2 separate regions of the Homo sapiens genome follow, and region 2 is linked to region 1. A link is a contact called in ENCODE Hi-C or POLR2A ChIA-PET data. All regions are on one chromosome and are shown on one strand. The core of a region is the stretch at or near the end of the contact, and the rest is flanking DNA. Distances in the headings are between cores, read along the strand shown. Region 1 holds the start of PSMA4 (proteasome 20S subunit alpha 4). Region 2 overlaps IREB2 (iron responsive element binding protein 2).

What was found. A loop is a pair of places that touch in the nucleus more often than their neighbours do. ChIA-PET counts read pairs that join two places held with the same protein, here RNA polymerase II (POLR2A). Pooled maps may share reads with other maps.
Region 2: a map of endothelial cell of hepatic sinusoid shows a loop between it and region 1 (4-fold over the local background). The contact joins the enhancer-like site here to the promoter of PSMA4 in region 1. A Hi-C loop is called at or near these places in 1 of 168 maps with a recorded cell type or tissue (endothelial cell of hepatic sinusoid) and 1 of 50 pooled maps. POLR2A ChIA-PET finds 5 or more read pairs at or near these places in 12 of 52 experiments (A549, AG04450, B cell and 9 more).

The regions. Positions count from the first base shown.
Region 1 is chr15:78,539,052-78,541,909 of GRCh38, reverse strand. It overlaps PSMA4 (proteasome 20S subunit alpha 4), which reads right to left and starts at 1,466. Exons shown (of 9, transcript NM_002789.6): 1 at 1,371-1,466; 2 at 1-5. RefSeq lists enhancers at 318-1,210, 1,319-1,428 and a silencer at 969-1,238.
Region 2 is chr15:78,485,638-78,488,511 of GRCh38, reverse strand. It overlaps IREB2 (iron responsive element binding protein 2), which reads right to left. Exons shown (of 22, transcript NM_004136.4): 13 at 2,672-2,807; 14 at 695-779; 15 at 176-332. Among named protein-coding and RNA genes, the nearest start is that of HYKK, 21 kb to the left of the region's middle. Within about 2 kb of position 1,594, at least 2 of the 41 ENCODE cell types and tissues checked have a DNase peak (open chromatin) inside an H3K27ac peak, as active enhancers do.

The DNA.
Region 1 (2,858 bases), core at 217-2,716:
AGTTCCTGTAAAAAGAAAATCAGATCATCATTAAAATAAGATTCACAAATTAAAAAGCATTTGCTGACTTTACAAATCTGTTTTATTTACTCCCTTTATTCAGCTAAGTGTCAGGCATTATGCTAGATGCTGGAATACCAAAATGTGTAAAACCAGTTCCTGTCCTGAAAAGCTAATACTGGCAGTTAGGTGAGAGAGGCAGTCATAGATTATAATGTGGAAAGAGGAACCGGGGGTAGGGTGGGAAAAGGGATGATGAAAGAATCAAGAAAGTATTTTTTGAGAAATCGATACAGAAAATGAAAGTAAATCAGAGATGGGAGAGGCAGAAATAAGGCTGAGAACCCTTGGGTCTAAGAGAAAGAACAGGGGAAGAAAGAAGGGCATTCCACACAGAGCAGAAAGTATGAACAAAGGGTACGGAGGCAGGATAGTTTAGTGGGCATGAGATAAACTGCTGATGCTTTTAAAATATATATAAATAAGAGCTAAGCGAGTATCCAAATCACGCAGAGCCTTGAAAGCCAAGGCAAGAGGCTGAGGCCTTCTCCAGAGAGTGATCTGGGTCCTGAACTTGGGGGTGGAGGCAGTTATCTTGGGCACCATCAGTACCATTCGTGCAAAAGGCAATACTAGGTGTTCAGCGTTATTTGGTAAAGCCTCAGTCCAAGGCCCACATTTCCAAATACTGGAATATAGGGAATCAAGACTGGAAAGGTAAGCTGGAATCAAATCCTGGAGAGCCCGCGTGCCCAGGTAAAAACAGAATTTTATCTCTCAGCCAATGGGGCTCCTCTGAATGATTCCCAAGGCCCACAGGAACTGATTGGCATTTTAAATGATCACTCTGGCTGGTGAGAGACCGAGGGCAGCGAACTGGTTGAGGTAATTGCAATAGGAATGGTGCAAAGTAAGGATGGCACAGAGCAGAGAAGCAGGGAGGACACAGAGACACTCGCCGGGGATTTCTGATTCGAGCTTTAAGCACAACTTTCTGTTGTCTCCACGCCTGACGCCGGGCACAGCACTATTTTGAGTTCACCGGCACCTCCGGGAGAGCTAACTTTCACGTACCGAACTCCTGAGGACGGAAGCCACCCCAACTCTCGGTCCTGCCCACAGACCCCCACCCTCAGCCCGCCCCCTCGCGGGCCCCGGCGTCCAGGCTTGGCACTGGGAAGCCCCCGACGGCGGCCGGCGGGGGCCATTCCCGGCGGTCGGTCCGTCACAGAGGAGGCGGTGCAGAGTCATCGTGCCCACGGCTCCTCGGCGGCAACTGCAGGCCGGGACCGACTGTCTTGACGTTCACGACCCCCGCCCAATGGGAAAGCGGCCAAGCTTCCGCGGGCCCCAAGGGGCCAAAGGCTCACCAGATGGAAGACCCTGAAGACCTGAGATGTCCACGGAGCCCTTAACTCCACGGAAGAATAAACCACCACCGCTCACCGAATAACCGCTGCTAATATGGCCCCCGCGCATGCGCAGAACCGCTGGGTTGGGGCGGGGGGAGCGGGACGGCCGAGGACGCGGAAGTCCTTCTTGCGGGGCGGAGCTAGAACCCGTGCCCCTCGTGGGAGCTGGGTCGCGGGGGTGCTGAGGCTCTGGGGCGCTGCAGCTTAGGCTAGGGTCCTCAGCAGGTGGAGGAGTTGCTGTGCCATGGGGAAGAGGGCAGGAAGACAGTAGCCAACCAGGAGGTGGAATAGCTAATTTCTTTCTCTTACCCTTGGCGCTCTCCTTTCATTTTCTCTTCACTATTCAGACCTAGGATAGCAAATAGTGTGGACCGGCTTCTTAATTGCTATCATTCCTGTCCTGTTTCCCAAAATGGTTCCAACCACATGAGACTTTACCCCTCTCATCACCTTCCTTTTTCATTCTGGCTTTCACTTTTACTGCTGATGCATACATTTTGGACATACACATTATGATGAGGAAGGCCGGGTGGCTCATGCCTGTAATCCCAGCACCTTGGGAGGTCGAGGCGGGTGGATCACCTGAGGTCGGGAGTTCGAGACCAGCTTGGCCAACATGGTGAAACCGTCTCTACTAAAATTAACAAAAATTAGCCGGGTGTGTGGTGCACGCCTGTAATCCCAGCTACTTGGGAGGCTGAGGCACGAGAATCGCTTGAACTCGGGAGGCGGAGGTTGCAGTGAGCCGAGAGTGCGCCACTTCACTCCAGCCTGAGACTCCATCTCAAAAAAAAAAAAATTATGATGAGGGTCGAGCATGGTGACTCATGCTTGTAATTACACCGCTTTGGGAGGCTGAGGCAGGAGGATGGCTTGAGGCTAGGAGTTTGGAGGCTGCAGTGAGCTATGATCGCACCACTGCACTCCAGCCTGGGTGACAGAGAAAGACACTGGCTCTAAAAATTAAATTAAAAAAAATTATGATCAGGTTCACACTTTTGGGGGAATTTTCACCTTGGTCTCTTTCTCTGCTTTTCACCAGTCAGAAAGGATTTCCCTGACCAGCACAGTTAAAGCAATACCCTACCGTCAGCATATACTCGCACCATTTTATCTTCTTTACTGAAATTGTCATACTTGTTTCTGTGTTCATTATCCATCTCTCCACCTTTTTGCTCATTCAGCCTCGGTCCGTATGTAAACTATCTACTATGCATTTTAGGTTTTTTCAGGCTAGAAGGTTGACTAGATCTGGGTTAATATGAAGTCATCTGCTCACAGTCTCTCCCAAAAAGCAGCCCACTGGGCAGAAACTCCTCTTCATGTTGGTTGCAAAATTATTGGGGGATCTGGGCTTTGAAAAGGAGATAGCTTGGAAGTAAGTTACATTTTGAGGTCTCGCCTATCGTCTCTACTTTCCAAGCACACAGGGAAGTGAGCCAAGGC
Region 2 (2,874 bases), core at 345-2,844, 54 kb after region 1:
ATTACCTGTACATTTTATTTTCTTCACATAAACACAGAAATTAATAACTATACATTATCATACGTCTTCCTGAAATAATTCAAAGAATAGATGGTCTAAGAAACATTTCAAAAATATAACGACTTCCATTGGGAAAAGTATGTGTAGGTATACATATACATAAAGGAAAAGATACCTAAAGGTTCTGTCTGGAAATCTATATTCACTGTGCCTGCTATGGCATAAGCTACCACTAAGGGTGGAGAGGCAAGATAATTGGCACGAACACAATCACAAAGACGACCTTCAAAATTTTTGTTTCCAGATAAAATTCCACAGGTAACCAAATCACCCTGAAAAAAACACAAACACACAAACAAATAAATTCAATTCTAGAGATGGTACAAATCTGGATAATCATATATAAGCAATCTTAAAGTCTGAGGGCGAGATTAACCAAAAAACATATTACTAATTTTTAAATATAGAACTATGCATCTTGCAAATAAACTAAATCAATTCCTTGTATTATGAAGGAATTATTTCAAGGATCTACAAATGATTCATTGAATCATTTAAAGATTCACAGGTTACTATTGCCAAGAGGTGCAGAGTTTACAGAAATATAAACACATCAATATATATTTTCTATAATTTAGTAACAAAACATAGTTAAGAAAATCATTTAGATGTCTTGCCAATCCACACATTTTACCTGTTTTACTGCATTTAAAACTGCGTCTGATAAGGGTGCTGTATTTCCCACACAAATTGAACATCCATAGCCAACGATTTCAAATCTGCATTTCAAAAAAAAAGTGACTGAATAGCACATCACAACATTTATAGAGAAAGGACAAGTCTTATCTTGTATTTCTATCACTGTAATAAGATTACTTAAAAGACTATTCATGACACATGGATTAACCTTCATCAATATATTCACCTCAGAAGATTCTGAGCAATCAAGTCTAACTCTCAGGCATGCTATTTGAACCAGCTCACTGCAGCCTTAACCTCCTGGGCTCAAGCAATCCTGCTCCTTGGCCTCCTAAGTAGCTGGGGCCACAGGCGCTCGCCACCAGGCCCAGCTAATTTTTTTATTTTTTGTAAAATAAAAAATAAAAATGCTCAGGCTGGTCTCAAAGGTGAATGCAAACCTTTGAAGAGCCTTAATAGCACTTATCACTGTACAAGAGAATTCCCCCAAATACTACTTGCTAGGAATATAACATGACCTTTTAAAATAATTGATACTGTACTTCCATCCAAGAGTTTAAAATGTAAAGAGGACCTGGCTATAATAACCTGACCAAAGGTCCCAAAAGAGGCATTGATTGTAATTGGGCACTCTGATAGGAGTAATCTCTCAATTATCAACCAGTTAAACCCAAGAAGAGTCTCTGACAATAAATCCAAGATAATATAACCAAAAGATTACAGGCACAGTCCTCTAAATTACTTTCAGATGCTATTCTAAAAGCAAAAAAGTCTAAAATTTATCAGTTTTGCAATGGAATTGATGACTCATATGTTCCAAAATACACACCGAAAATATAACTAGGCTGGGTGTGGTGGCTCAGGCCTGTAATCCCAACACTTTCGGGGGCCAAGACGAGCCGATCACTTAAGGGAACAAGTTTGAGACGAGCCTGGCCAACACAGTGAAACTCTGTCTCTGCTAAAAACATAAAAATTAGCTGGGTGTGGTGGTGCACACCTGCGGTCCCAGCCACTCAGGAGGCTGAGGTAGGAAGACTGATTGAGCCTAGGAGGTCGAGGCTGCAATGAGCTGTGATTGCACCACTGCACTCCAGTGTGGGCAATAGAGCAAGACACTGTCTCAAAACCAAAAAATCCCCACACAACTAGCATCAATTGTTTTGGATTACATAAAAAACATAGGTTACTTTTTTTTTTTTCTTTTTGAGATGGAGTCTCGCTCTGTCGCCCAGGCTGGAGTGCAGCGGCACGATCTGGGTTCACTGCAACCTCCGCTTCCCAGGTTAAAGCAATTCTTCTGCCTCAGCCTCCTGAGTAGCTGGGACTATGGGTGTGCGTCACCACGCCTGGCTAATTTTGGTATTTTTTGTGGAGACGGGGTTTCACCATATTGGCCAGGCTGGTCTCAAACTCCTGGCCTCATGATTTGCCTGCCTCGGCCTCCCCAAGTGCTGGGATTACAGGCGTGAGCCACCGCGCCCAGCCCAAAAAACATAAGTTACTTTCTCCAAAGTTCAGGGACAATTTAAACTTATGTATTATAGACCCAATAACCTCATAAAACTAAAATTAAGACAATTTTCAGTTAATAAATGCAAACTATAAGATTTCTTTCTTTTTTGAACTGACCTACACAACTCACAGAAATTGTGCATACTTGGTATCGTTTCTTACACTGTAACTGTTATTTGGTTGTACTTGTTTGTCTTGTCTTCCCAACTAAGTATCTTGAAGCTAAGACCACATCTCCTACTTCTGTGTATCCAACCTGGTGCTTTGCTCATTTGATATGCCCAATAAGTGTTTCCTGAGTGATAAGGCATCAAAAATTGTATGGTAATGGCAAGGTAGCAAGTAAAACTAAAGCATATTTTTTCTATCTTCTCTTTGTATATGAAAGGCACAAACAAGCAGCTTCAGTACCTACTGAACACCAATATCAATATGAAGTGCGATAGCTGTTACTTACCCAAGCTTACTTAGATATGGTAATACTCCACTTGAACTGAGGTAATGTGTAACCATCCCACTGCCTGGAGATAAACTTGTTCTTATATAAGGTTTAACACGCAGACCAGCTTCAACAGCCTTTTTAGCCAAAAGACCTGCACAGCCAACAAACAATGATTTATTATGGCAATGTTTCTTTCCCTCTCTCACCCATATTAAAGT